Linked DNA regions of Homo sapiens: region 2 is linked to region 1. Evidence: chromatin contacts called from ENCODE Hi-C or POLR2A ChIA-PET data. All regions are on one chromosome and are shown on one strand. Each heading gives the region's core, a stretch centred on a gene start or an enhancer-like site at or near the end of the contact. The rest is flanking DNA. Distances are from core to core; before and after follow the strand shown. Region 1 has its middle 47 kb from the start of EML1. Region 2 overlaps LOC124903379 (a long non-coding RNA gene).

Region 1 (4,637 bases), core at 1,507-4,006:
TTTCAAATTTCCAATTTTTGCACTTTGATTTCAAAATTTTGCCTTCATCAAAACAGCCTCTTTGGTTATTTTGTTTCTTACTCTTTTTTTACATAAGTCAGAATGGGATCGGGATGCTCCAGAATAAACAAATCTCAATGGCTCAATACCACAAAGGTACACTTCTACCTTATAAAAAGACCACTGCAGGTCTGGTGACCCCCTCCCTGCTCCCAGGGCAGGTCCCTACACGGTGACCCAGTGTGATGCTTCCATAAAGACCAATGTTTTCCCAGTCACTGCAGCCAGCCAAGAGAGAGATGGCGACACAGCACCAGTTAAATGCACCCACCGGGAAGTAACCCACCTTGCCACAGCCAAAGTTTCACTGGCTACAGCAAGCCACATGGGCACACCAAATGGCCAGAGGACAGAGTGTGTCTCTCCATTAGGAACAGCAGTAATGTCTGCACCCCTTTCATTGAGTTTTTTTCCCCCGAATTGACCGTCTGTTTCTTTGTTTGTTTTTCAAGTAATCCATTTTAATTATGAAATAGAGCACATTGTGTGAGCTGTGGTCAACAGGTATCCAAAATGTAAATCATGTGATTTCCAATATGCAAATCATAACGCCAGGGGCAAGACTTTTCAAAACATCGCTCCCTCCCACGGAGTTGCATTTGCATTTTAAAGCACGAAAATAAATTTCTGAATGATTCGGTCATCACCTCCAGCGAGGAAAAGCATAACCAAGAAAAACCTTAGCCAGAAATATCTTTTGACTTTTTATTTGCTGAGGTACAAAAGAGGGTGTTGGAATGAGTAGGCTGTGGAATCCGTTTATTCAGTGTAATCCACAGATCCGAAAACTGAGATAGGAGTTTAGAAGGAAATGATTTTTGAATAATACTGGGGGAAATGATGAGAAGAGCGTGTTTTCTTCACTCTAATACAGATATGCACTCTCTCTTTGATTCTATGACACCATTAAAGAGAAGCTGTGTCATCAGTTTAGTAGCTGGTTCTCCCAGTTGACTTTTTTTTTTGAGACAGACTCTTGCTCTGTCACCCAGGCTTGAGTGCAGTGGCACATCTCGGCTCACTGCAACCTCTGCCTCCCGGGTTTAAGCGATTCTCCTGACTCAGCCTCCCAAGTAGCTGGGACTACATGCATGCGCCACCACACCTGGCTAATTTTTGTATTTTTGGTAGAGACGAGGTTTCACCATGTTGCCCAGTCTGGTCTCAAACTTCTGACCTCAAATTATCCGCCTGCTTCGGCCTCCCAAAGTGCTGAGATCACAGGCATGAGCCATCATCCGGCCCCAAATGACTTTTAATGGTGGGCGTGTACATACACATATGGCACACACACACGCACACACTATGAAACACATTTAAATAAAACTTTACAGTATAACAGAGGGCTGTGGCCACACACATCACACATTGCTTTGTATGAGATAAGATCTGGTTTAAAAATAATGTTTGCAAAGACTAGAGGTTGCCTACGAACCCTGTCATAAGAGTCAGTGAATCAACTTGGATTGCTAGAAATAAAACCAGAATTGGACCTGATACTGCTGAGCTCCGTTTGGGGGGTCAGACATTCCTGCAGTATTCAGCTCTGTGGTCCACCCTCGAGGCCAAACTGTTTAGAGAACTCTCTACCAAGTTTAAACACATCTTTTAGGAATCCTGCCTCATTTATTTTGGGTGGAAAAACATGTCAAGTGCTGGTGCTGGAGCAGAAAACATCCTTCCTGCCACTTCTCGCTCATAGTCTGAGTTAACCTCTGACTCTGTGGACGCTTACTGAGCCTGTGCTGTGTGCATGGTGTACTGCCAGGCACTGTGGTTTGAGGCTAGAGCAGGGAATTCAGCCAGCCTTGGGTCTCCCCTTGTGGGATTTGCCTCTCCAGCCCACTCTGGTGTCCTTGTCCTTAGGGTTAATAGACTGAGGTTACTGGTGGACTAAACAAGAATGTATACAGTAGGCACTGAAAAATGGCGGCTCCCCCTCCCCTAGGCCCTTTCACACACTCAGTTCCACATGACGCCCCCTTTAACCTATGTAGTCAATGTTATCATTCCATTTTATAGACGAGCAAATGGAGATTTAGAGAAATGGAGTGGCTTGCCCAAGGTCACACAGGGAGTAACTGAGACAGATGGGACTGAGACAGGTGCGCTGTCCCCAACCTGGGGTCACCCACCTCAGGAGGGTCAGAAAAGTGGCACTCTTTTCCAAAGAAGGGAGCTGGGTGTGGCGGTGGCTTGGGGGAAGGGCCTTTATCAGGACCCAAGCCCAGCAATCCCCTCTGAACTTTTCGGGAGGAGGGAGAGGTCTCAGGGGGCACCTATGTTTGGAGCCTGGATGGAGGCTTGGCCCTGAGCCCAGCTATGTGGCGGAAGCACTAGCTTCAGGCAAGCCCTTTGCCTCTGGGGAGGTTTCCACAGGATGGGGTGGGGGCGGATGTGCAGCATGAAGAGAAACAGGAGTCTTCCTTGTAGCAGAAGCCGAGGACTCAGGAGGTGCCGCCTAAGCCCCAGCATCTCTCTGGAGTGGTTTCCTGCTCGCCCGGGGACAACAGCCAAAGCCTGGTGCCCCGGCTCTACCCCATGGGCAGAGCTGGCTCAGTCGCACCCCACGCCCTGGGCCCCCTCCACGCAGCCCAGGGCCTCACACCATCCCCATTCTGCTGCTGGTGGATGCTTCTGTCAACTTCATGCCTAAGAAGGCTGGCTGAGGCTGGCATAGAGCCTTGTCCTGTGTCCCCACCCCTCGAGCAGGGCTCCTCCCACCCAGGGCTCCCAGTTCTTCCTGGGGAGAGAAGCCCAAGTGGCCGGGTGCTCTGGTTTGTTGAGCATCTGCCGCGCCCTGCCCTGGGCGGCTCCTCCGCACTCCTGTTTGCTATCCTGTGCTTGCCTCCGCTCTATCGGGCGCTGTGCCCCATCTCACAAGGCCAGATACCCAGGATAAGCATGACTAAGGAGGTAGAAAAACAACCACCACCCGGGCACCTGTAGTCCCAGCTACTCAGAAGGCTGAGGGAGGAGAATGGCGTGAACCCAGGAGGTGGAGCTTGCAGTGAGCCGAGATAGCGCCACTGCACTCCAGCCTTGGTGGCAGAGCTAGACCCCGTCTCAAAAAAAAAAAAAAAAAAAGGAAGAAAAGAAAAACAGTCACCACCTCTGGAAAAAAAATCATGAGCTCCGAACTCCCCTGGAAATGTATAGAAATGGCGAGGAGGGCACTGCGCATTCTTCCAGGCCTGGACCAAGGGACCAGCCTCTGGCCCAGGAGAAAGGCAGGCCCGGGGTGGCACAGATCGGCTCCAGATGTACAGGGCACATTTGGGGAATGGCAGCTGTCTGGCCTGATGGGGGGCAGGGGTCTGAGGGGGAAGGAGAAACTCTATCCTAAAGTGGGTTTGGGGCCACCTCGGTTGCCCAGTTGGGGGGTGGCATGTTGGGTAGACAGTGGAGAAGGGTGGATGTCCTATGGGTGAGGGGCTGTCAGAGACCCAAGGAACATCCTTTCTGTGTCTATTCATGTCTCATTCACCAAACCCAGGTCTGCACTGCACCAGGGCTGGGCTGCGCCTTAGGAATTCATGGGGCGAGCAGGGTGAGCTTCAGGGTCAGGCTTGGGCCCGCTTCTTATCTACTCTCTGCAGGGGCTCGGAGTAAGGACACCTGCCAGTCACTGGGAGGCCTGAGTGGAAGCCACCAAGCCCACCCCTGGCCACACGGGGACTTGGTGCTGCCCCAGGGGTCCCGCTGCAGGGTCAGCAATGCACGGGAAGGGGCCTCATCTCACCTTAGACACTTGGAAAGCCACCCCCTCCTGGACTTTCTTCCTTTTCTTTCCATCTTGAAACACTGAGCTGGTTGAGAGAGGGTAAAGACTTGGCAATGACCGAAAACCAGGGATGAGGTGCCCTAAAGAGGTTCCCTTAGGGCCGACAGCTGTGACATCCATGAGATCATGCGTGCCTGGGTGCCTGGGAGGAGCCCCACTCACTGCCAAGGCGGAATTCGCCCGGGATGCCCGGGCAGGAGGTGTGGCTGCAGCCAGGATTCCCGGGGCCCTGCAGGGTCTGTCAGGTGACCCTAGCTAAGAGCCTGTCACAGGGATGGCATCGCTGCTCTGGGAAAGCCCCTGCCCGCAGCCCCAGGACAGCCCCTGCCCGCAGCCCCAGGCCTGCCCACTCAGAGCATGTGGGGTCCTGGGATCCGGAGCTTGCCCCGAGGCTGCGGGAATATGTGGGGTGAGTGGTACTCACGTTTCTCCCCGGTTTCTGGGAGGAAAAGGGAGGGGCCAGCGATGCTCAAGGCTGCAGCTTTATAGAAAGTGTCCTGGGTTCCAATCCTGGCTTTGTTATCTTTTTTTTTTTGTCTCAGTGACACCTTTGTTGAGATGTATTATATAATTCACACATTTAGACCCAGCGCAGTGACTCACACCTGCAATCCCAGCACTTTGGGAGGCCAAGGCAGGAGGATCCCTTGAGTCCAGGAGTTCAAGACCAGCCTGTGCAACAAGTTCAAGGCTGTAGTGAGTCATGATCGCTCCACTGCACTCCAGCCTGGGCAACAGAGCGAGACCCTGTCTCAAAAAAAAGAAAGAAACTAAAAATAAATAAATCACACAT
Region 2 (5,000 bases), core at 2,501-5,000, 280 kb after region 1:
CGGGGCCTGTTGGAATCTACAACCATGTGGATCTTTGATAGATGATGGTGGGAGCACTGGTTGGTGGAAGAATGCAGAGGGCAGACAGACCAGGGAGAGAGAATAGAGCAGGTAAGACAGGGATGGACAGACCTCATTGACTTGACAGTTTCACCTGGTGTCCATCTGACAAGCCAAAAGCAAGGTGTTATTTGGGGAAACAAATTATTTATTTATAAAAATTTTAATTATTATAGATACTAAGTATACCTATTTATGGGGTACATGTGATATTTTGATACAAGCATACAGTGTACAATGTGTAATGATCAAATCAGGGTAACTGGAATGCCCATCTCAAGCGTTTATCATTTCTTTGTGTTAGGAAAATTCCAATTACACTTTTTTAGTTATTTTGAAATGTACAATAAATTACTGTTAACTCTTGTTGCCCTATTGTACTACTGAACACTAAATCTTATTCCTTCTATCAAACTGTATTTCTGTACCCACTAATTATCCCTCTTTATTACCCTCTCCCCGTTACCCTTCCCACCTCTGATAACCATCATTCTACTCTCTATCTCCATGACTTCAATTTTTTTTTAGCTCCCATATATTAGTGAGAATATGTAGTATTCGTCTCTCTCGTGCCTGCCTCATTTCACTTAACGTAATGTCCTCCAGTTTCATCTAGGTTGCTGCAAATGACAGAATTTCATTTTTTCTTATGGCTGAATAATATTCTACTGTATATTTATACCACTTTTTTTTTAATCCATTCATCTGTTGTTGGACGCTTAGGTTGATTTGTATCTTTTTTTTGTTTAGACAGAGTCTTGCTCTGTTGCCCAGGCTGGAGTGCAGTGGCATGATCTCAGCTCACTGCAACCTCCACCTCCCAGGTTCATGCAGTTCTCGTGCCTCAGCCTCCCAAGTAGCTGGGATTACAGGCATGCGCCACTATGCCCAGCTAATTTTTGTATTTTTAGTAGAGGCAGGGTTCCCACATGTTGGCCAGGCTGGTCTCAAACTCCTGACCTCAAGTGATCCACCCTCATTGGCCTCCCAAAGTACTGGGATTACAGGCATGAGCCACCGCACCCAGACTCAATTCCTATCTGGACCGTTGTGACTAATGCTGCAGTAAGCTTGGGAGTAAAATCAGTCTCTTCAGTATACCAATTTCCTTTCTTTTGGATATATATTTGACAGTGAGATTTCTGGATCATATGGTAGTTCTACTTTTAGTTGTTTTTTTGTTTGTTTGTTTTTTTTTTTTTTTTTGAGGAACCTCCAAACTGTTTTGGAGTGTCCACAGTGGCTGTACTAATTTATATTCTCACCAGCAGTGTACAAGGGCCCCCCTTTCTCCACATCCTTGCCAGAGTCACTTATTGGCTGTCTTTTTGATAAAACTGTGTGAGATGCTGTTGTGGTTTTGATTTGCCTTTCCCAGATGATTAGTGATGTTGAGCATTTTTTCACATACCTCTTGGCCATTTATATGTCTTTTGAGAAATGTCTATTCAGATCTTTTGCCCATTTTTAAATCAGAATATATGTTTTCTTTGTATTGAGTTGTTTGAGTCCTTTATGCACTGGGAAGCAGATAATTTAGTTGTTAGGATGGCAAAGCAGATATACTTAAAAATAACAATCTATCGGCCGGGCGCGGTGGCTCACGCCTGTAATCCCAGCACTTTGGGAGGCTGAGGCGGGTGGATCATGAGGTCAAGAGATCAGCGCCATCCTGGTCAACATGGTGAAACCCCGTCTCTACTAAAAATACAAAAATCAGCGAGGCATGGTGACACGCACCTGTAGTCCCAGCTACTCGGGAGGCTGACGCAGGAGAATTGCTTGAACCCAGGAGGCGCAGGTTGCAGTGAGCCAAGTTCACGCCACTGCACTCCAGCCTGGCAACAGAGCGAGATTCCATCTCAAAAAAAATCTATTCTTCATTATTAAATAAGCGTGCAGTTGTTGAGTTTTACTCAAAGTGAGGCAGTGTTGTAGATCTAGAGTCCCAATATCTGGCTCCATTTCCTACAAAAGAAATGTAAGCTATGACTGTCACTTTATTTCTCTAGGCCTTAGTTACCTCACATATAGCAAAAGGACTATTTTGAGGATAATGTATAGGAAAGAAGTGTATAAATTATAAAACATTGCTGTATTGTTTGTATATTTTACATTTTGTAATCAGTGAAAGTTTAATCAGTTAATGTTTAACAGATTCAAATGCCGTGTTTTAAAACAGTTTCTGTTATCTCCCATTCCTCTTTGCTTAGTGTAATAGTAGTTGCTTATGCTAATAACAAAAGAAAACAAAGAGGAAGAATTTAGCTGGGCTTCCCAGAGGAGTGAGTCCTGGAACAGAATACCAACTTGGGTCTCTATGTCTCCTGCTGACTACTTAGGGTAGTTGCAAACATATCCTCAACTATGTTGGTTCTGAAAAGTCAGGCAATGGGTCATTTTGGAGGTAGGGATGTGGGAGGGCCCTTTTGATACTAGGATAACCATTCATTGAACAAATACTTCCAGAACATCTACTCAATATAAGCCACAGTAGAAAATGTAAATATGTGTAATCCTTAGTCCTGCCTCCAGGAACACTGTCCTCAAGAGGTGTGGAACAGACAGACCAAAAGCATGGAGTAGCAGGTAGCAAAGATAATACTAACATAGGAGATTGGGATAGATTCCATAGGGATACAGATAACGTGCTGTGGCCGGGAGGTGGACACAGTTTTGCTGTATAAAAGTTAAAAGAGATTTTCAGGAGGAAGCATCTGTGGGAGTGAGCCTTGGAGGGTATAGGATTGGGGTGGATGAAAATCAAGACAAGGGCTGTTAGTAGGTGTGCGGGAGCTGAGGTATAGGAACAGGGGGACAGTGTGCTCTTAGCCATGCTTTAGCTGATTGAGGGGAGAGTTTTTGCTGTCTTCTCAGGGTATAACCCAGGTCCATTTTGTCCTTTCCCTGTGACTGGTGACTTCTCTGCCCTGAAGTTGGCTACTCTGCAGAGATAAACATTTTCACCTCTGGGGAATAAGTAGTAGTGATGGGAAATCCTACTAGGTGTTTTGCCATGCTGCTAGCACCTTGACTTTTCTTATCACCTTGAGCAATTACTTAAGTTCTCTGTGCCTTGGTTGCCTTACCTGTAAAATGGGACTATTACCAATCTCTGACAGTTACTATGCTAATTAAATGAGATTACCTTTTTTTTTTTTTTTGAGGTGGAGTTTCGTTCTTGTTGCCCAGGCTGGGGTACAGTGGCGCAATCTCAGCTCACTGCAACCTCCGCCTCCTGGGTTCAGTAATTCACCTACCGCAGCCTCCCAAGTAGCTGGGATTACAGACATGTGCCACCACGCCCGGCTATTTTTTTTTTTCTTTTGTATTTTTAGTAGAGATAGAGTTTCTCCATGTTGGTCAGCCTGCTCTCAAACTCCCGACCTCAGGTGATCCGCCTGCCTCAGCCTCCCAAAGGGTTGGGATTATAGGCGTGAGCCACCGCGCCCGGCCGAGATTACCTCTATAAAGCATTTAGATACTCAATAAATTAATTCTTTTAATTTACTGTAAGCAGCAAAGCATTTTATAGACACTTATCCTGGATTAGAAATTGCATGGGAGCCAGGAAAAAGGCTGATACATTCTCCAGCTAGAGTACTTCTAGTCTTCCCCTCTCCCTGAGCGTTCAGACTCAGAATGCCAGAAATCAGTCCTTGGAAGATAATCATGTTTGCTACTGAAATGTTTATGACACAGTGAACGAAACATGGTGTGACTAATCAGCTGAGAGCTTGGATCTTGGCTTGGTTTGCATGCAAATTCCCTGGTCTGAGAGATTAATAAGTTCCTTGCAGTTGACAAACTGGGACTACAGTGTTTTCTGGCTAACTGTGATAATACAACCAGAGCCCACCACCAAGTGACCCCTGGTTCTCTGAGTCTGCAGTGCTTCTGTACTCAGGCCACAGCCCATTGCATTATTCATTGTTGTACGTTTCTCCGTGTCCTATTTCATTATCCTTGGAGCCTAGTGTGATCAGTAAGTGTCTGTTGAACTAACTAGGACTACACGGGACAACTATGACGTATGAGGTCTCTTCCGTGTAGGGAAGAGTGAATTACAAGTGAGAACTCAGTGAAGAGCACCCTTCCAACAATTGTAGCTATGATGTGATACATTCTGGGGTGGTTCTCCTGGACAGCAAGAGAATCAACTAAAGAGCTTTCAAGAGTGACTTTCAACTTGGGAAATCTATGTAATGTTTCTCAACTGGGAAGGCCCATTGCAATCTAAAGACAGGTGCCCAGGCCACTCCTCAAACCTCTTAAGTCCAAATATGTGCAGGTGAAACCCAGACATGTGCACTGTTTAAAGTTCCACTGATGATTCTGATGTACACACCTCGTTGGAGTTCACGGGAAGAACCTGAGCTTGGGAACCTGGAAACCCTAGGTTCTAATGATGCTGCGTTAGTTTATGTAAGTCACATAACTTCATTGGGATAAAATAGGAATAATATTTTATTTGCAGAGATGTTCAGAGAGGAGAATGGCCATGTGTGAGCTTTCATAATCAAGAGCACTGGAAAATGAAAAGTGCTATAACATGCTTTTGAATTCCACTGGCACCTCTGAAGGCAGATTGAACCTAGATGTGTTAGAAGTGTGGCTTGTACAGACTACAATGTTTGATCTAGAACTTATGCTGGTTCGTGGTCTTTCCTGGGTTTGATACTCAGTGACTAGTCACTGGGCTCTTCAGGGCATTTCGTAATAATTTACAGACATGAAGAATTCTTTTCACTCCAGTCAGCCAGTTCAGATCCTTCCAGATGCCAGGGTTGACTCACACTGCATTCTTTGTGACTACTCTGCCCCCCATCTTCATCAGCACGAGTGCTAGAAGAGAGAAAAGACGATTTACTTTCACTTGTTGTGTGGCCCTGGGAGAAACAGGAACACTTGGAGCTCTTTCCTTTTTGAAAATCAACTCT

The links. A loop is a pair of places that touch in the nucleus more often than their neighbours do. ChIA-PET counts read pairs that join two places held with the same protein, here RNA polymerase II (POLR2A). Pooled maps may share reads with other maps.
Region 2: a loop to region 1 is called in a pooled map, with 1.9 times the contacts of the local background. The contact joins two enhancer-like sites. A Hi-C loop is called at or near these places in 4 of 50 pooled maps. POLR2A ChIA-PET finds 5 or more read pairs at or near these places in 4 of 52 experiments (A549, A673, HEK293 and 1 more).

The regions. Positions count from the first base shown.
Region 1 is chr14:99,744,060-99,748,696 of GRCh38, forward strand. It overlaps a transcript of EML1 not described here. Among named protein-coding and RNA genes, the nearest start is that of EML1, 47 kb to the right of the region's middle. Within about 2 kb of position 2,757, at least 16 of the 41 ENCODE cell types and tissues checked have a DNase peak (open chromatin) inside an H3K27ac peak, as active enhancers do.
Region 2 is chr14:100,026,886-100,031,885 of GRCh38, forward strand. It overlaps LOC124903379 (a long non-coding RNA gene), which reads right to left. Exons shown (of 2, transcript XR_007064329.1): 2 at 4,510-5,000. It also overlaps a transcript of EVL not described here. Among named protein-coding and RNA genes, the nearest start is that of EVL, 36 kb to the right of the region's middle. Within about 2 kb of position 3,751, at least 16 of the 41 ENCODE cell types and tissues checked have a DNase peak (open chromatin) inside an H3K27ac peak, as active enhancers do.